2 separate regions of the Homo sapiens genome follow, and region 2 is linked to region 1. A link is a loop called in an ENCODE intact Hi-C map of the cell type or tissue named here. Cell type or tissue: Caco-2. All regions are shown on one strand. Each heading gives the region's core, and the rest is flanking DNA. Links, peaks and the distances in the headings are about the cores only. Region 1 has its middle 26 kb from the start of BBS5. Region 2 holds the start of LOC124907905 (a long non-coding RNA gene).

Region 1 (10,108 bases), core at 482-8,481:
GCTTGAGATGCATTAATGGAAGTATTCAATCCAGAACAAACAAAGCTACAGACCCACTGGACTCTAAAGTAGCCAGACTGCATCTATAATATTGTGTTTTATTTGGGACATTGATAAAAATCAACAGCATCTAAAGGAAGGTGACCAAGATGATTAGAGGATGATAGAAAGGATTAGGACTATTTAGCCTGGAGAAGAGAAGGAATGACATGGTAACTCTCCTACTATATTAGAAAAATGTCCAAGTAGTTTACTGAGGCCTATTCTGTGTTACTCTTGAGGGAAAAAACTGTGTCCCCCAGGGAGTAGTTACAAGAAGGCAGATCTCAAACCACTATACAGGAAAGCTTTCTATCAAGTTGAGAATAAATAAAACGACCTGCCTAGATAAGCAGTGAGCCTCTCGTCATTGGCTGGAAATCACTGAAAATGTTCAAGCAGACGTTAAATAACCATCTATCAAGGTTATTGTCAAAGGGATTACTTCACTGAGTAGGAGAATGATCTATTTAACCTCTAAGGTCTCCTGCAACTCCATCTCCTGTATTCTGTTATAAATGATGCTCTAAATCACCCTTACCCTATGTGTATCTCCAACTCCCTACACCTCATTACAGTGTATACAGGGCTCACAAAATCCCCATGGACTCCTGCTAACACTGACTGTCTTAAGACAGCCTTCATGGCTGCTTTAATGATTTCCAGCCAGCAATGGGGGAGAAGATATGCTGAAGAACATGGGAAAAAAACTAAAATTTCTGTAGAGAATGGATAGATAACTTTTAACCAGGATATATAGAAAATTTTTGACTCTGCTCTGTTTGATAAGTTATTGTATCAGATCCAAAATGAACTACTACGAGCCTTAAGACCTATTTCGACTTCCCTGTTCTGGCCCCTGCTCTAGTCTAGACGAGGAAACTGGGAAGCCCCATGTCCTGAAAGTTACCATATGCAAAATAATTCCCATATTCTTTCCTACTCTTTTCAGTTCTTTAAATATCACTCTTTATATTTTCCTCTCTAGTTTTCTCAGTGAATTATCTAGGCCCGGATCTTTCAAAAGTCTAACTACAAATTAGGATGAGAGGGACTAGTTAAGGTTACAGTGGACTGGATCAGGGCAGGCAAGAGGGTTAGCTTCAAGCTAACAAAAATTGGAACAAGGGGATGGCTGTGGAGATTAGTTTTCTCTGGCAGGACATGAGTCAGGGAAACTGATAAGGATTTGGATATCTGAATTTGGAAGGGCAATATTTAAAGCAGTTGATCAGGCACAGGATAGACATGATTTCAATCAGAGGTTCTGTGTCACCCCAATGCTTCTAAGAGAGATGAGTTGAACTGCCCACGTCCATGACCATCATGATGCCTTTCCGCATCAGAGCCCATGGGCCTACCTGGTTGACCCCATCCTCTTGTTGAAATTCGATTACAAATTATTTATATCATCAGATGCAACTTTACTCTTTTCAGGGTGTTAATGAAGTTATTATAGTTCCCTTTATCAAGTCCATTATTGAATTTAAGTCTGTTTGGCAGACAAAAGTAGTCTATGATATTAGAAGTCAGATTACTTATTGCAGCAGGTAATCACTGCAAGCTAGCATAGGAGGTTTCTGGAGTGTTGGTCATGTATCTTGATCTAGCTGCATTCAATTTGAAAATTCTGGTTTTTATGGTTTTTACACTTTTCTGTATTTACGTTATGCTTCAATAAAAATGTTCCAAAGATAAGAAAAAGCCGGGCTGGGCACGGTGGCTCACACCTGTAATCCCATCACTTTGTGAGGCCGAGGCGGGTGGATCACCTGAGGTCAGGAGTTCAAGACCAGCCTGGCCAACATAGTGAAACCCCGTCTCTACTAAAAAAAAGAAAATACAAATATTCAGCTGGGCATGGTGGCAGGTGCCTGTAATCCCAGCTACAATGGAGGCTGAGGCTGGAGAATTTCTTGAACCCGGGAGGCGGAGGTTGCAGTGAGCCGAGGTCATGCTACTGCACTCCAGCCTGGGCAACAAGAGCGAAACTCTGTCTCAAAAAAAAAAAGAAAAAAAAGAAAAAAGTAAAAGCCTTGGGCAGAGGCCTCCTGACACCATCTAGGTAGTGGGCAGCCAGCAATGCAATATGTAGACCTCAGCCTTCTTTCTTTCTTTTCCTGTGTGTGTGCACATCTCACACCAGCTCATTCAAATCTACACACACCCAGATACAAACAAGATCTGTTCAGAGGCTGGAGAAGCCAGAAAGGATGCTCCAAAGGGATATATCTGCCTTCTCTTCCCAACTCTGACCCAGGTGAGAATCCAGGGGTTGGCAGATGCCATGCTATAGAACAGGATTTAATATTCTGTTCCTCAGTGTTAGAAAGGCCGTCCTCATTCTCTCAGGAGAAATCCAGGTCCTCTGAGGTAGAGAAATAAGGCAACTTTAAACATCAGTTAACTAATAATACATATGTGTATATCTAGCAAAAAGGAAAGAATACATTAAAATGTCAACAGTTACTTCTGCTGAGTGATAGGATTAATTGAATTTTTTCTTTAGACTTTTCTCATTTCACTTTTATGTTTTGTATGTGATCATGTATTGTTTTAAAAAACATATAAGTGCTATAGTTAAAATTCTTTTTTTGTTTGTTTGGTTCTTTTTTTTGAGACAGAGTCTTGATCTATCGCCTAGGCTGGAGTGCAGTGGCGCGATCTCAGCTCACTTCAACCTCCACCTCCGGGTTCAAACAATTCTCCTGCCTCAGCCTCCTGAGTAGCTGGGATTACAGGCATGTGCCACCATGCCTGCCAATTTTCGTATTTTTGGTAGAGACGGGGTTTCAGTATGTTGGCCAGGCTGGTCTCGAACTCCTGACCTTGTGATCTGCCCGCCTCAGCCTCCCAAAGTGTTGGGATTATGGGCATGAGCCACTGTGCCCGGCTATAGTTAAAATTCTTATGTTCGTATAGGCCATTATTATTTTCAAACATAAGCATAAATTTTCCCAGTGGATTCTTTGTATACTTTGAATACAAGTTCTTTATCATATGTGTTTTGCAAATATTTTTTCTTAGTCTGTGTCTTGTCTTTCCATACTCTAAACAGTATCTTTTGCAGAGCAGAAGTTTTAAATTTTAATAAAATCCCACAAACCACTTTTTTCTTTCATGGATTGTACTTTTGGTGTTGCATCGAAAAACTCATCCCTACCAATTGATTCTCTGATATTATTCTCTGATATAATTGTGTTTATATCAGAGAAATAATTCTCTGATATTACTTATCTCCATTTTGCAGATGAAAAAACCAAGACTCAAAGATTAACTAACTTGACTTAGCTCAGACCTGCAGCAAGTAATAGATTTGGGACTGATTTATATTCCATTGCTTTTTCCACTATATGATGTTGCAATGCTATCTGATCCTATTATTCTTGCTTTTGTTTTCTTTGCTTTTCTTTCGTTTTTTCTTTTCTCTTTTAAAGTTGTTTTTGGCTGAGTGTGGTGGCTCAAGCCTATCATCTCAGCACTTTGGGAGGCCGAGGCAGGTGGATCACCTGAGGTCAGGTGTTCAAGACCAGCCTGGCCAACATGGCGAAATCCCATCTCTACTAAAAATACAAAAAAATTAGCCAAAATACAAAAAATTAGCCCAGCATGGTGACGGTGCCTGTAGTCCCAGCTACTCGGGAGGCTGAGACTGGAGAATCGCTTGAACCTGGGAGTCAGAGGTTGCAGTGAGCCGAGATTGCGCCACTGCACTCTAGCCTGGGTGACAGAGCGAGACTTAAGTGCTGGGATTACAGGCGTGAGCCACCATGCCCAGCCACAAAGTTGTTTTTAACATAGGATGAGCATGGTTTGCTAGAAGAAATGGCAGCTTCCAGAGAAAAAGACATTGATGAAGCTAATCCAAAGTCTATCATAACGGCATTGTTAGAAACATGCTCTAAGGTAGCAATGCTAAGGATTGTGAGAGTCCGGGGAACCAGAGGAGCATGTTATAAAAACAAGAGCTCGTTTCCCTAGACATACACATACACACAACATTTTCCATACAATTTTAGGGGTTCTGAATGTGATGGCTGCTCTTCGACACAAAATATATGCAGAATTAATTCCCCAGGTTATCTAGGGAAAATATAAAATAATGTAAGAAAATAATACCTATAAAAGCAACATCATAATTCCTGTAAATAATGAGCATTCCCTAAATTCTCTGAATTTAATGCAAAGTCTGATTAATTTGGTTCATAGTAATTTTTGTCTTCAAGTAGAGAATCCATACCCACTCTGCTTAATAGCCTCTATTCTATAAATTGGCCACAGGATGTCACTGTTGTTCTAAGGAAAAACTTGAACAGCCTACCACTCCCACAACTTCCACCTCCCACCCCTACCCCCACCCACAGTTCCCAACCTCCTTAATATAAAAGGACTAAGTAATGCCTGGGTGATGAGGAAGGGAGTGAATGAGAACATTACCTTTGCATCCCAAGAGCTTTGTTTTAGGGAAAAAAAAAAAAAAAAAAAAAGGCCAGGCACAGTAGCTCATGCCTATAATCCCAGCTCTTTGAGAGGACCAGGCGGGAGGATCACTTGAACCCAGGAGTTGGAGACCACCCTAGCAACATATTCAGATCCTCTCTACAAAAAAATTAAAAATTAGCCAGGTGTGGTGTCATGCACCTGTAGTCCCAGCTACTCAGGAGGCTGAGATGGGAGGATTGCTTAAACCCACAAAAATCAAGGCTTCAGTGAGTCATGATGGCCTCCACTGCACTCCAGCCTCGATGACAGGGCAAGACCTTGTCTCAAAATAATAATAATAAATGTAAAATGGGGGTGGAGCCAAGATGGCCGAACAGGAACAGCTCCAGTCTACAGCTCCAAGCATGAGCGATGCAGAAGATGGGTGATTTCTGCATTTCCAACTGAGGTACCGGGTTCATCTCACTGGGGAGTACCGGACAGTGGGTGCAGGATAGTGGGTGCAGCGCACCAAGCATGAGCCGAAGCAGGGCGAGGCATCACCTCACCTGGTAAGCACAAGGGGTCAGGGAATTCCCTTTCCTAGTCAAAGAAAGGGGTGACAGATGGCACCTGCAAAATCGGGTCAGTCCCACCCTAATACTGCGCTTTTCCAACAGGCTTAACAAACAGCACACCAGGAGATTATATCCTGCACATGGCTCAGAGGGTCCTAAGCCCACGGAGCCTCGCTCATTGCTAGCACAACAGTCTGAGATCAAACTGCAAGGCAGCAGCGAGGCTGGGGGAGGGGCGCCTGCCATAGCTGAGGCTTGAGTAGGTAAACAAAGCAGCTGGGAAGCTCGAACTGGGTGGAGCCCACCACAGCTCAAGGAGGCCTGTCTGCCGATGTAGGCTCCACCTCTGGGGGCAGGGCACAGACAAACCAAAGGCAGCAGTAACCTCTGCAGACTTAAATGTCCCTGTCTGACAGCTTTGAAGAGAGTAGTGGTTCTCCCAGCACGCAGCTTGAGATCTGAGAATGGGCAGACAGCCTCCTCAAGTGGGTCCCTGACCCCAAGTAGCCTAACTGGGAGGCACCGCCCAGTAGGGGCGGACTGACATCTCACATGGCCAAATACTCCTCTGAGACAAAACTTCCAGAGGAACGATCAGGCAGCAGCATTTGTGGTTCACCAATATCCGCTGTTCTGCAGCCACTGCTGCTGATACCCAGGTAAACAGGGTCTGGAGTGGACCTCCAGAAAACTCCAACAGACCTGCAGCTCAGGGTCCTGACTGTTAGAAGGAAAACTAACAAACAGAAAGGACATTCACACCAAAACCCATTTGTACGTCTCCATCATCAAAGGCCAAAGGTAGATAAAACCACAAAGATGCGGACAAAACAGAACAGAAAAACCAGAAACTCTAAAAATCAGAGTGCCTCTCCTCCTCCAAAGGAACGCAGCTCCTTACCAGCAATGAAACAAAGCTGGATGGAGAATGACTTTGACAAGTTGAGAGAGGAAGGCTTCAGAAGATCAAACTACTCCGAGCTAAAGGAGGAAATTCAAACCAATGGCAAAGAAGTTAAAAACCTTGAAAAAAAATTAGACAAATGGCTAACTAGAATCACCAATGCAGAGAAGTCATTAAAGGAACTGATGGAGCTGAAAACCACGGCACGAGAACTACGTAACAAATGCACAAGCCTCAGTAGCCAATGTGATCAACTGGAAGAAAGGGTATCAGCAATGGAAGATGAAATGAATGAAATGAAGCAAGAAGAGAAGTTTAGAGAAAAAAGAATAAAAAGAAAAAAACAAAGCCTCCAAGAAATATGGGACTATGTGAAAAGACCAAATCTACGTCTGATTGGTGTACCTGAAAGTGACAGGGAGAATGGAACCAAGTTGGAAAACACTCTGCAGGATATTATCCAGGAGAACTTCCCCAATCTAGCAAGGCAGGCCAACATTCACATTCAGGAAATACAGAGAACACCACAAAGATACTCCTCGAGAAGAGCAACTCCAAGACACATAATTGTCAGATTCAACAAAGTTGAAATGAAGGAAAAAATGTTAAGGGCAGCCAGAGAGAAAGGTCAGGTTACCCACAAATGGAAGCCCATCAGACTAACAGCTGATCTCTCAGTAGAAACTCTACAAGCCAGAAGAGAGTGGGGGCCAATATTCAACATTCTTAAAGAAAAGAATTTACAACCCAGAATTTCATATCCAGCCAAACTCAGCTTCATAAGTGAAGGACAAATAAAATACTTTACAGACAAGCAAATGCTGAGAGATTTTGTCACCACCAGGTCTGCCCTAAAAGAGCTCCTGAAGGAAGCACAAACATGGAAAGGAACAACCGGTACCAGGCACTGCAAAAACATGCCAAATTGTAAAGACCATCGAGGCTAGGAAGAAACTGCATCAACTAACGAGCAAAATAACCAGCTAACATCATAATGACAGGATCAAATTCACACATAACAATATTAGCCTTAAATGTAAATGGGCTAAATGCTCCAATTAAAAGACACAGACTGGCAAATTGGATAAAGAGTCAAGACCCATCAGTGTGCTGTATTCAGGAAACCCATCTCACGTGCAGAGACACACATAGGCTCAAAATAAAGGGATGGAGGAAGATCTACCAAGCAAATGGAAAACAAAAAAAGGCAGGGGTTGCAATCCTAGTCTCGGATAAAACAGATTTTAAACCAACAAAGATCAAAAGAGACAAAGAAGGCCATTACATAATGGTAAAGGGATCAATTCAACAAGAAGAGCTAACTATCCTAAATATATATGCACCCAATACAGGAGCACCCAGATTCATAAAGCACATTAGTGACCTACAAAGACACTTAGACTCCCACACAATAATAATAGGAGACTTTAACACCCCATTGTCAACATTAGACAGATCAATGAGACAGAAAGTTAACAAGGATATCCAGGAATTGAACTGAGCTCTGCACCAAGCAGACCTAATAGACATCTACAGAACTCTCCACCCCAAATCAACAGAATATACATTCTTTTCAGCACCACACCACACCTATTCCAAAATTGACCACATAGTTGGAAGTAAAACTCTCCTCAGCAAATGTAAAAGAACAGAAATTATAACAAACTCTCTCTCAGACCACAGGGCAATCAAACTAGAACTCAGGATTCAGAAACTCACTCAAAACCGCTCAACTACATGGAAACTGAACAACCTGCTCCTGAATGACTACTGGGTACATAACGAAATGAAGGCAGAAATAAAGATGTTCTTTGAAACCAACGAGAACAAAGACACAACATACCAGAATCTCTGGGACACATTCAAAGCAGTGTGTAGAGGGAAATTTATAGCACTAAATGCCCACAAGAGAAAGCAGGAAAGATCTAAAATTGACATCCTAACATCACAATTAAAAGAACCAGAGAAGCAAGAGCAAACACATTCAAAAGCTAGCAGAAGGCAAGAAATAACTAAGATCAGAGCAGAACTGAAGGAAATAGAGACACAAAAAACTCTTCAAAAAATCAATGAATCCAGGAGCTGGTTTTTTGAAAAGATCAACAAAATTGATAGACCACTAGCAAGACTAATTAAGAAGAAAAGAGAGAAGAATCAAATAGATGCAATAAAAAATGACAAAGGGGATATCACCACCCATCCCACAGAAATACAAACTACCATCAGAGAATACTATAAACACCTCTATGCAAATAAACTAGAAAATCTAGAAGAAATGGATAAATTCCTTGACACATACGCCCTCCCAAGACTAAACCAGGAAGAAGTTGAATCTCTGAATAGACCAATAACAGGCTTAGAAATTAAGGCAATAATTAATAGCTTACTAACCAAAAAAAGTCCAGGACCAGGTGGATTCACAGCCAAGTTCTACCAGAGGTACAAGGAGGAGCTGGTACCATTCCTTCTGAAACTATTCCAATCAATAGAAAATGAGGGATTCCTCCCTAATTCATTTTATGAGGCCAGCATCATCCTGATACCAAAGCCTGGCAGAGACACAACAAAAAAAGAGAATTTTAGACCAATATCCTTGATGAACATTGATGCAAAAATCCTCAATAAAATACTGGCAAACTGAATCCAGCAGCACATCAAAAAGCTTATCCACTATGATCAAGTTGGTTTCATCCCTGGGATGCAAGGTTGGTTCAATGTACGAAAATCAATAAACGTAATCCAGCTTATAAACAGAACCAAAGACAAAAACCACATGATTATCTCAATAGATGCAGAAAAGGCCTTTGACAAAATTCAACAATCCTTCATGCTAAAAACTCTCAATAAATTAGGTATTGATGGGACGTATCTCAAAATAATAAGAGCTATCTATGACAAACCCACAGAAAATATCATACTGAATGGACAAAAACTGGAAGCATTCCCTTTGAAAACTGGCACAAGACAGGGATGCCCTCTCTTACCACTCCTATTCAACATAGTGTTGGAAGCTCTGGCTAGTGCACTCAGGCAGGAGAAGGAAACAAAGGGCATTCAATTAGGAAAAGAAGAAGTCAAATTGTCCCTGTTTGCAGATGACATGATTGTATATCTAGAAAATCCCATCGTCTCAGCCCAAAATCTCCTTAAGCTGATAAGCAACTTCAGCAGTCTCAGGATACAAAATCAATGTGCAAAAATCACAAGCATTCCTATACACCAATAACAGACAAACAGAGAGCCAAATCATGAGTGAACGCCCATTCACAATTGCTTCAAAGAGAATAAAATACCTAGGAATGCAACTTACAAGGGATGTGAAGGACCTCTTCAAGGAGAACTACAAACCACTGCTCAATGAAATAAAAGAGGATACAAACAAATGGAAGAACATTCCATGCTCATGGATAGGAAGAATCAATATCATGAAAATGGCCATACTGCCCAAGGTAATTTATAGATTCAATGCCATCCCCATCAAGCTACCTATGACTATCCTCACGGAATTGGGAAAAACTACTTTAAAGTTCATATGCAATCAAAAAAGAGCCCACATTGCCAAGTCAATCCTAAGCCAAAAGAACAAAGCTGGAGGCATCACACTACCTGACTTCAAACTATACTACAAGGCTACAGTAACAAAAACAGCATGGTACTGGTACCAAAACAAAGATATGGACCAATGGTACAGAACAGAGCCCTCAGAAATAATGCCGCATATCTACAACCATCTGATCTTTGACAAACCTGATAAAAACAAGCAATGGGGAAAGGATTCCCTATTTAATAAATGGTGCTGGGAAAACTGGCTAGCCATATGTAGAAAGCTGAAACTGGATCCCTTCTTTACACCTTATACAAAAATTAATTCAAGATGGATTAAAGACTTAAACGTTAGACCTAAAACCATAAAAACCCTAGAAGAAAACCTAGGCATTACCATTCAGGACACAGACATGGGCAAGGACTTCATGTCTAAAACACCAAAAGCAATGGCAACAAAAGCCAAAATTGACAAATGGGATCTAATTAAACTAAAGAGCTTCTGCACAGCAAAAGAAACTACCATCAGAATGAACAGGCAACCTACAGAATGGGAGAAAATTTTTGCAATCTACTCATCTGACAAAGGGCTAATATCCAGAATCTACAATGAACTAAAACA
Region 2 (10,108 bases), core at 1,386-9,385, 340 kb after region 1:
AGCAGATAAACAAGTGAACAAAGGTCTCTGGTTTTCCTAGGCAGAGGACCCTGCGGCCTTCCGCAGTGTTTGTGTCCCTGATTACTTGAGATTAGGGATTGGTGATGACTCTTAACGAGCATGCTGCCTTCAAGCATCTGTTTAACAAAGCACATCTTGCACCGCCCTTAATCCATTTAACCCTGAGTGGACACAGCACATGTTTCAGAGAGCACAGGGTTGGGGGTAAGGTCACAGATCAACAGGATCCCAAGGCAGAGGAATTTTTCTTAGTGCAGAACAAAATGAAAAGTCTCCCATGTCTACTTCTTTCTACACAGACACGGCAACCATCCGATTTCTCAATCTTTTCCCCACCTTTCCCGCCTTTCTATTCCACAAAGCCGCCATTGTCATCCTGGCCCGTTCTCAATGAGCTGTTGGGCACACCTCCCAGACGGGGTGGTGGCCGGGCAGAGGGGCTCCTCACTTCCCAGTAGGGGCGGCCGGGCAGAGGTGCCCCTCACCTCCCGGACGGGGCGGCTGGCCGGGCAGGGGGGCTGACCCCCCCCACCTCCCTCCCGGACGGGGGCGGCTGGCCGGGCAGGGGGGCTGACCCCCCCACCTCCCTCGCGGATGGGGCGGCTGGCCGGGCAGAGGGGCTCCTCACTTCCCAGTAGGGGCGGCCGGGCAGAGGCGCCCCTCACCTCCCGGACGGGGCGGCTGGCCGGGGCAGGGGGGCTGACCCCCCCCACCTCCCTCCCGGACGGGGCGGCTGGCCGGGCGGGGGGCTGACCCCCCGACCTCCCTCGCGGACGGGGCGGCTGGCCGGGCAGAGGGGCTCCTCACTTCCCAGTAGGGGCGGCCGGGCAAAAGCGCCCCTCACCTCCCGGACGGGGCGGCTGGCCGGGCAGGGGGGCTGACCCCCCCCACCTCCCTCCCGGACGGGGCGGCTGGCCGGGCGGGGGGCCGACACCCCCACCTCCCTCCCGGACGGGGCGGCTGGCCGGGCGGGGGGCCGACCCCCCCACCTCCCTCCCGGACGGGGCGGCTGGCCGGGCAGAGGGGCTCCTCACTTCCCAGTAGGGGCGGCCGGGCAGAGGCGCCCCTCACCTCCCAGACGGGGCGGCTGGCCGGGCGGAGGGCTGACCCCCCCACCTCCCTCCCGGACGGGGCGGCTGGCCGGGCAGAGGGGCTCCTCACTTCCCAGTAGGGGCGGCCGGGCAGAGGCGCCCCATCACCTCCCGGACCGGGCGGCTGGCCGGGCGGGGGGCATGACCCCCCCACCTCCCTCCCGGATGGCACGGCTGGCCGGGCGGGGGGCTGACCCCCCACCTCCCTCCCGGATGGGGCGGCTGGCCGGGCGGGGGGGCTGACCCCCCCCACCTCCCTCCCGGACGGGGTGGCTGCCGGGCGGAGACGCTCCTCACTTCCCAGATGGGGTGGCTGCTGGGCGGAGAGGCTCCTCACTTCTCAGACGGGGCAGCTGCCGGGCGAAGGGGCTCCTCACTTCTCAGACGGGGTGGTTGCCAGGCAGAGGGTCTCCTCACTTCTCAGACGGGGCGGCCGGGCAGAGACGCTCCTCACCTCCCAGACGGGGTCTCGGCCGGGCAGAGGCGCTCCTCACATCCCAGATGGGGCGGTGGGGCAGAGGCGCTCCCCACATCTCAGACGATGGGCGGCCGGGCAGAGACGCTCCTCACTTCCTAGATGTGATGGCGGCTGGGAAGAGGCGCTCCTCACTTCCTAGATGGGATGGCGGCCGGGCGGAGACGCTGCTCACTTCCCAGACTGGGCGGCTGGGCAGAGGGGCTCCTCACATCCCAGACGATGGGCGGCCAGGCAGAGACACTCCTCACTTCCCAGACGGGGTGGCGGCCGGGCAGAGGCTGCAATCTCGGCACTTTGGGAGGCCAAGGCAGGTGGCTGGGAGGTGGAGGTTGTAGTGAGCCGAGATCACGCCACTGCACTCCAGCCTGGGCACCATTGAGCACTGAGTGAACGAGACTCCGTCTGCAATCCCGGCACCTCGGGAGGCCGAGGTTGGCGGATCACTCGCGGTTAGGGGCTGGAGACCGGCCCGGCCAACACAGCGAAACCCCGTCTCCACCAAAACCAGTCAGGCGTGGCGGCGCGTGCCTGCAATCGCAGGCACTCGGCAGGCTGAGGCAGGAGAATCAGGCAGGGAGGTTGCAGTGAGCCGAGATGGCAGCAGTACAGTCCAGCTTCGGCTCCGCATGAGAGGGAGACCGTGGGGAGAGGGAGAGGGAGGGGGAGGGGGAGGGGGAGGGGGAGGGGGAGGGGAGGGGGAGAGGGAGAGGGAGAGGGAGAGGGAGAGGGAGAGGTCATTATTTTCAAATAATAAAAAATTTTAATTTTTTCCAATATATTCTTATGAATTGCTCCACTTTGTTATTTGGATTATACACTATCCAAGAAGCTTATTCATTTCTTTTTTGAAATTTATTTATTCTTAATGAATCACTGATATTGGTATGATTTGAAAACTTCTCTCTTATAATTTGCTTCTTGAATACAGAATAATCACTGATTTTGTCATTCATGTTTATGACTTTAGCTTCATATTCTATTAATTTTATCTGTTTTTTTCAGTTCTTAAACTAGGAACTGTAATTTCTTCACATCTTATTAAAATGTTTAAAAATGCCTGCTCAAATTACATTTATAGTGGTTTATTCTCAATTCAACTTCTTTTTAGACAGAAACTCAAAATACTTGTGTCACTTCAGCACCATTGAACACTGGGGAAGTGGAATGGAGGGAGATTTGAAATGGAAGAACAACAGTTGTTTGATGATTTTGGTTAAAATATCTTTTACAAATTTAACAAAACCATATGACCTTATGAACACATTATTAGGATCCCTCCCAGGTCCTTGGAAAGGGCCAATATAATGGAGGGGTCCTGAAGCTTAAACTTTGTTGGCTTCACTGCAAACCCTTCTCTGATCTTGAGTACGTAACACACATCCACTCTTCCTCTTTTTGGACTAAGTGTTTTCCTGTGTTTTGTGTGCTAGATCTTCTTTTTCTCCTCCAGATACATTCTCCACCAGCTCCTTCTCTACCAGGAGGCTGATCTACGCAGAGGAGAGCACTAACAACAGAGTGGGGGAGGGGGGCATTCACTCCAGCCTTCATTCCCCTGGCTCCATTCCTGCAGGGTTGGCATGGCTTGGATGCATCCTCAGGGACCTCTCCGTACAGTCGTCTTTCTCACCAGTGACTAGCTCCTCCTTTCGCTCCGCCACCCTCCCCTTGGGATGGTAATGGAGCCCTCAATATTACTAACTTTGGGGTACCACAGTATCCCTCAGAATTTACTTATGCCCTTCCCACACCTTTGTAAAAAGTAGTTTATTACATTTTCCTGCTGCCAGACGATCATGGTAGCACATACCTGTAATCCCAGCTAGTCAGGAGGCTGAGGAGGGAGGATCCATAGAGCCCAAGAGTTTGAGACCCCATCTCAAAAAAAAAAAAAATCTTGCTGAGACTCTGATACAGTTTGTAACATCAACCTTGTGTAGGCAGTAACTTCACTGTACATTTAACTTCCTCTAAAATCATTTTTAATTACTGTCTTTATTTTCAAGGGATCAGCATAGTCTTACCCCTAAGGTGGATATGATCAAAGGAGAATTATCTTCTATCTGCTTAGTACCTGGATTTTTTATGTGGCTATTTTCATTTCTTTAAAAAAATCTCATTCTAGGCAGGGCACAGTAGCTCACACCTGTAATCCCAGCACTTTGGAAGACCAAGGTGGGAGGATTGCTTGAGGCCAGGAGTTCATGACCAGCCTGAGCAATACAGTGAGACTCTGTCTCTACAAAAGAATTTAAAAATTATCTGGGTATGTGTGGTAGCATGAGCCTTGTAGTCCCAGCTACTCTGGAGGCTAACTAAGATGGGAGGATCACCTGAGCCCAGGAGTTCAAGGCTGCAGGAAGCCATGATCATACCACTGCACTCCAACCTGGGCAACAGAGCTAGACCTTGTTTCAAAAAAAAAAAAAAAGCTATTTTTTAAAATTTGGATAACCATTCTAGAATTAGAATTAGACGTGGTAACAATCTTTTCAACAAATTTTGCTGGAGCAATTATTGTTCATCCATATAGAAAAAGAAGGAACTTTGCCATCTGCCTTATATTATGCCCCAAAATTAATTTAACATGAATCATACAACTAAATGTGAAAATAAAACAATACAGATTCTAAAAGAAATTAGGGGAGAATATCTCTGAACATTTGGAGTAGGCAATGATTTTTTAAATGCAACATAAAAAGCACTAATTATCCAAAGATACCAATAGGAGAGTGAAAAAGAAAGCCGTAGACTGGGGGGAAGAAATCCACAATTCCTACATCTGATGTAACCTTCATATCCAGATTCATATAAAGAATCCTAATTGATAAAATTGGAAGAATTGATAAAATTGGTAATCCTAATTGATAAAATTGGAAGCATCCTAATTTATAAAAATCCTAATTGATAAAATTGGTAAAAATTAATTAAAAACACACACTTTTTTTTTTTAAGAGACACATCTGGCTAATTTTTAAATTATTTTTTGTAGATTCAAGGTCTGGGTCTCACTATGTTGCCCGGGCTGGTCTCAAACTCCTGGCCTCCCAAAGTGCTGGGATTACAGTCGTGAGCCACCGCTTCTGGCCAACTCTCACAATCTTTAAATGGGCAAGGCCCTGAACAAAGGAGGACATCAAATGGCAAATGTGCATCTGAAAAGGTGCTTAACATTGTAAATCAAGGAAATGCAAATTAAAGGCGCAATGAGATACCACCACACCACCATGTGGCCAAAATTTAAGAGAATGACAGACCGGCTGCCCCGCCTCTGGCAGGGGTCCCTGGTGCGGGCGGGGAATGTCCCCGACGGAGCTTGATGAGAGGCGCACGCTGCTGGCAGGGCACCGCTGTGTGAGCTGGGACTGGCTCGCAGCCCTCCGAGATGGCCCAGCAGTCGGACAAGGCCGTGAAGTGCTGCGCCCTGGAGGAGATTCAAAGCACAATCATAGCAAAAGCACCTGGGTGTACGATTTGACCAAATTCCTGGCAGAGCATCCTGGTGGGAAAGAAGTCTTAAGGGAATAAGCTGGAGAGATGCTACTGAAAACTTTGAGGATGTCGGGCACTCTACAGATGCCAGAGAATTCTCCAAATCATAAATCATTGGGGTTTCATCTGGATGACAGATAAAGTTAACTAAGCCTTCAGAATTTTTTTTTTTTTTTTGAGACGGAGTCTCACTCTGTTGCCCAGGCGGGAGTGCAATGGCACGATCTCAGCTCACCGCGACCTCCGCCTCCCAGGTTCAAGCGATTCCCCTGCCTCAGCCTCTCGAGTAGCTGGGATTACAGGTGCGCACCACCATGCCTGGCTAATTTTTGTATTTTTTAGTAGAGACTGGGTTTCACCATGTTGGTCAGGCTGGTCTCGAACTCCTGACCTCGTGATCCGCCCACCTTGGCCTCCCAAAGTGCTAGGATTACAAGCGTGAGCTACTGCGCCCAGCCTTTTTTTTTTTTTTTTTTTCCTTCAAGAGATGGTTTAGCTCTATGTTGTCCAGGCTGGTTTCCAACTCCTGAGCTCAAGGGATCCCCCTGAGTGGTTGGGACTACTGGCATGCACCACTGGAAACCCTTATTACTACTGTTGACTTTAATTCCAGTTAGTGGACTAGTTGAGTGATCCCAGCCATCTCAGCACTGGCCAAAGCCTTCCTGTGTTACCTCTACATGTAGGCAGGAGACTAAATAGCTTTTCAGAAGCCAATGAAAGAAAAGACTGCTTCGGATTAGGGAGAAAGAAGCCAGTGTTAATTAACTATTTCAACTGTCAGCAGCCTTCATCTGAAAGAATAATTTTTAATGTGTCTCTCTTTCCTCCTACACTAGAAACAGGAGTAATTGTTCGATTCTTTCTAAAACTTTTCTTTCTTTTCTTTTCTTTTTTTTTTTTTTTAGACGGAGTCTCGCTCTCGCCCAGGCTGGAGTGCAGTGGCGCGATCTCGGGTCACTGCAAGCTCCGCCTCCCAGGTTCACGCCATTCTCCTGCCTCAGCCTCCCGAGTAGCTGGGACTACAGGCGCCCACTACCATGCCTGGCTAGTTTTTTTGTATTTTTAGTAGAGACTGGGTTTCACCGTGTTAGCCAGGATGATCTGAATCTCCTGACCTCGTGATCCGCCCGCCTCGGCCTCCCAAAGTGCTGGGATTACAGGCGTGAGCCACCGCGCCCGGCCTTTCTAAAACTTTTCAAGTGTGCATTTTTATTCACCAACTTTATTTTGTGTCTTCACTACGTAGTTTACTTATTGTAAGCATGTACTTATTGTAAGCATGTACTTATTTTGTCTCTTCGCTACGTAGTTTACTTATTGTAAGCATGAGCTTTTAATATTAATATTATATGTGGCTTAGAGTGGAATAATGGACACTGGAGATTACAAAAGGTGGGAGGGTGAGAGCAGGGGTGAGGACTGAAAAATTACCTATTGGGTACAATGTTCACTATTTAGGTGATGGATGCACTAAAAGCCCAGGCTTCACCGCTACGTAATATGTACATGTTGCACTGGTACTCCCTAAATATATAAAAATAAAAATTAAAATAAAAAAATAATATCTGGCTTTAAAACATGACAGTGCATTGTCCAGAATGTTTAGCAACTACATTGCTGGTGTGAGTGAAAAATGATATGACCACTTTGGAAAGCTGTTTAGCAATATATATTAGAGCTAAACACACGCCTGCCCTGTGACCCATAATTTCATTCTTAGGCATACACCTAACAGAAATGAGTGCAGAAGACATGGAGAAGAACGTTCAGAATAGCTTTATTCATAACAGCAAAAAACTAGAAACAACAAAATGGTCAGAAACAGAAGAATGGGCCAGACGTCGTGGCTCACTCCTGTAATCCCAGCACTTTGGGAGGCCAAGGTGGATGGATCCCTTGAGGTCAGAAGTTTGAAACAAGCCTGGCCAACATGGCAAAACCCTGTCTCTACTTAAAACAGTACAAAAATTAGCCATGCATGGTGGCAGGCACCTATAATCCCAGCTACTTGGGATATTGAGGCACGAGAATCACTTGAACCCAGGGGGGTAGAGGTTGCGGTGAGCCGAGATTGCGCCACTGCACTCTAGCCTGTGCAACAGAGTGAGCCTCTGTCTCAAAAAAAGGAAAAGAAATGGAAGAATGGATAAATCAGTTGTGGTATGTGCGTATACCACATGTTGTGGACTGTTTGTAGTTCCCCAAAATTCATACATTGACATCCTAACCTCCAGTGGGATGGTATTAGGAAGTGGGGCCTTTGGGAGGTAATAAGATCATGATGGTAGAATTCTACCTCATGAATGGGATTTAGTGCCTTGTAAGAAGAGACTGGAGAGTTTACTTCCTTTCTGCTTTTCACCATGTAAGGATACATGAAGAAGATGGCCATCTGCAAACCAGGAAGCAGGTCATCATGAGACACCAGATCTAACAGCATCTTGATCTTGGACTTCTCAGCCTTCAAAACTGCGAGCAATAAATTTCTGTTGTTTAAGACACCCAGTCTATGATATTTTGTTATAGCTGTCCAAACTGAGACCCAGATATATACATACTACATGACCTAGAACAGGCAAAGCTAATCAATGGTAGTTACTTTTAAGGAGGGTATTGACTGAGAGAGGAGCCCAAAGGAACTTTCTGGAGTGCTGAAATGTTCTATATCTCAATCTGGATGGTAATTACAAGGTGGTGTTCACTTGTGAAACTTCATTGAGCACTTAAAATTCATGCACCTTATAGTTTGTGTGATATAATTCAATTAAAAAAATGTTTAGCCCCCAAAGGCCCTTCTTTTCTCTTTATCTGTCACAGTTATTTTATTTTACATGAAGTCTTGGTAAAGAATCTGTGCTGTTTTATCAACTTCCATGTACTGTCTTCTATAGAAGATCTACTTATCATTTTATGCATGCTGATCTCGTCCACTTGCCAAATATAGCAAATTGACCCAAGTAAATTTGGCTGTTCACAATTATTAGATAATTTAGAGGATAGTGGAGGTCACCAATTGTTAGACATAGGGGTGGGCTCTAGGTCTCCCCTTAATAACCTCACTTTCATATGACTTATTACAATGAAGGAAGTTTTTGTAGACAAGATTCACCTTCAAACATCTATTAGCAAGAAAACACAAAAGTAGTCCTACAATCTATTCCCAAAATTCAGGGAGACCCTAGATTTCTGGCTTTTAGGCAATCTGATATTCATCTTGCGCGCGCGCGTGCGCGCGCACACACACACACACACACACACACAGAAATAGAAAAACTTAGCAAGCCTAGCAGCCTTCAGAGTGGTACTCTTGGCCTGGAGTTTTGATTTAGTTGAGTTTTCTGCCCCTTAGTGATGAATTCTCTCAATTGCCCTAACCAAAAGTCTAAAATATTATAATCATCTGCCTTGAATAATTTTTCATGGATTTTTTTCCCCCTCGCATTTAAAGTCCAGGTTAGAATGATAAGTCCATTCTACGAAGCCATCAGAGTTGGTATGGAACTACAGGATGTTGGGACTTGGCTTCCTTCTATCTTGCTGCTTTGCCACACCTATGGTGTTTCCTTCATTTGCTTGGTCCAGTTTTGCTCATCATCCACATCTAGCTAGTTGAAGAAAAGAGAAAGTGAGGTAAGAGAATAAATTCATTGCATTTAAGAATTACCTGGAAGTTGCACACATCACTTCCACTCATGTCTCATAGGCCAGACATTGTCTTACTAAGCTTCAAGGAAGGCTGGAAAAATGTAGTTTTTATTTCTGATTGGCCATACATTTTGTTGAAAGCCACAGGTGATTTTATTATTATATAGGAAGGAGAGAGCCAAGAGATAAGTGACAGTATCTGCCACAATGACAAAATTGGTTTAGGTCAGCTTGCAAATCTTCTGTCTTAGTCTGTTTTGTGTTGCTATAAATGAATACCCGAGGCTGGATAATTTTTTTTAAAAGAGGTTTATTTGGCTCACAATTTCGCAGGCTGTACAAGAAGCATGACACCCACCAGCATCTTCTTGGCTCCCAGTAAGGGCTTTTCTGCTGAGTCAAACATGGTGGAAAAGGTCAAAGAGAAGCAGGCATGTGTGAAGAAAGACCAAATCTGAGGGGCACCCTGGTATAACAACCCATTGTTTCATAACAACCCATTCTCATGGGAACTAACCCATTCCTCTGAGAGCCAATCAGAAGGGAAAGTTACTGGCTACTACAAGAACAGCACCAAGCCACTCATAAGGGATCCATCCTCATGACCCATACACAATCCATAGCATCTTCTCAGCAATATGTACTCAGTTGGTCCCTCCTTCCTTGAAACATTCCACTCTTTAGCTTCTATGGTGCCATATTTTCATAGCACCTCTCAGGGTCTGCTTATTCTAGCTGCTGTACAGGCTTCTCTTCTTTTATTCATTATCCAAAAAATTCGAATGCTAGAGGGGTCAGTCTGGGATCCTCCCATCTTTGTTGTCTATACTCTTTTTAGGAGAGCTCATATAATGACATGACTTAAAATGTCTGCTATATACTAATAGTTCCAAAATTTATATCTTTAACCCTGACTTCTTCAAACTCATACCAACTGCCTACTTGACATCTTTACCTTGATGTCTAATAAGCATTTCAACCTGAAACTGAGGGCTAACCTGATTTGGCCCACCAAACTTAACTTGTCTCATTTGTTTTTAGTTAATTTTAAAAGCTACATATTTAATAGCTAAAAGTCATGTAGCTAAGCAATATATACATAAAATTCCATTAGCTTCCTTACAGATTACATATCTGAGATATAGGTCACCATGGTAATGGTTGCTTGTTTTTCAGGAACTTAGAGTTAGCTCTTGTCCAGCTTAAGCCAGCTGAGACCAACAACTCTTCAACTGGGCCTGCATGAGTGTCCAATGGGTGACCTTTTGGCATCACAGGACCAAGAGCTCCACCCTCAGATCATGCTAAAGCTGCAATTTTGTGGACATGTGTCCTATGAAGAGCTATGAAGCTTGACTATGCTTGTGCACAGCACCAG

What was found. Hi-C counts contacts between places; a loop is a spot of excess contacts. Peaks named below come from ENCODE experiments on the same cell type or tissue, not always from the same donor. Only the 100,000 strongest peaks of a DNase experiment are listed, where the experiment ranks them.
Region 2: it touches region 1 in a loop (12-fold over the local background); 3 of 110 quality-filtered maps call a loop at or near these places.

Annotation. Positions count from the first base shown.
Region 1 is chr2:169,447,950-169,458,057 of GRCh38, forward strand. No RefSeq gene overlaps it. Among named protein-coding and RNA genes, the nearest start is that of BBS5, 26 kb to the right of the region's middle. RefSeq lists a silencer at 3,603-3,758. In Caco-2, for the core only: CTCF peaks have their summits at 4,336 (motif pointing right) and 4,535; a DNase peak (open chromatin) is centred at 5,292.
Region 2 is chr2:169,785,118-169,795,225 of GRCh38, forward strand. It overlaps LOC124907905 (a long non-coding RNA gene), which reads left to right and starts at 8,534. Exons shown (of 2, transcript XR_007087290.1): 1 at 8,534-8,715; 2 at 9,907-10,108. It also overlaps the pseudogene CYB5AP2. RefSeq lists an enhancer at 4,407-5,086. In Caco-2, for the core only: a CTCF peak has its summit at 4,927; a DNase peak (open chromatin) is centred at 4,964.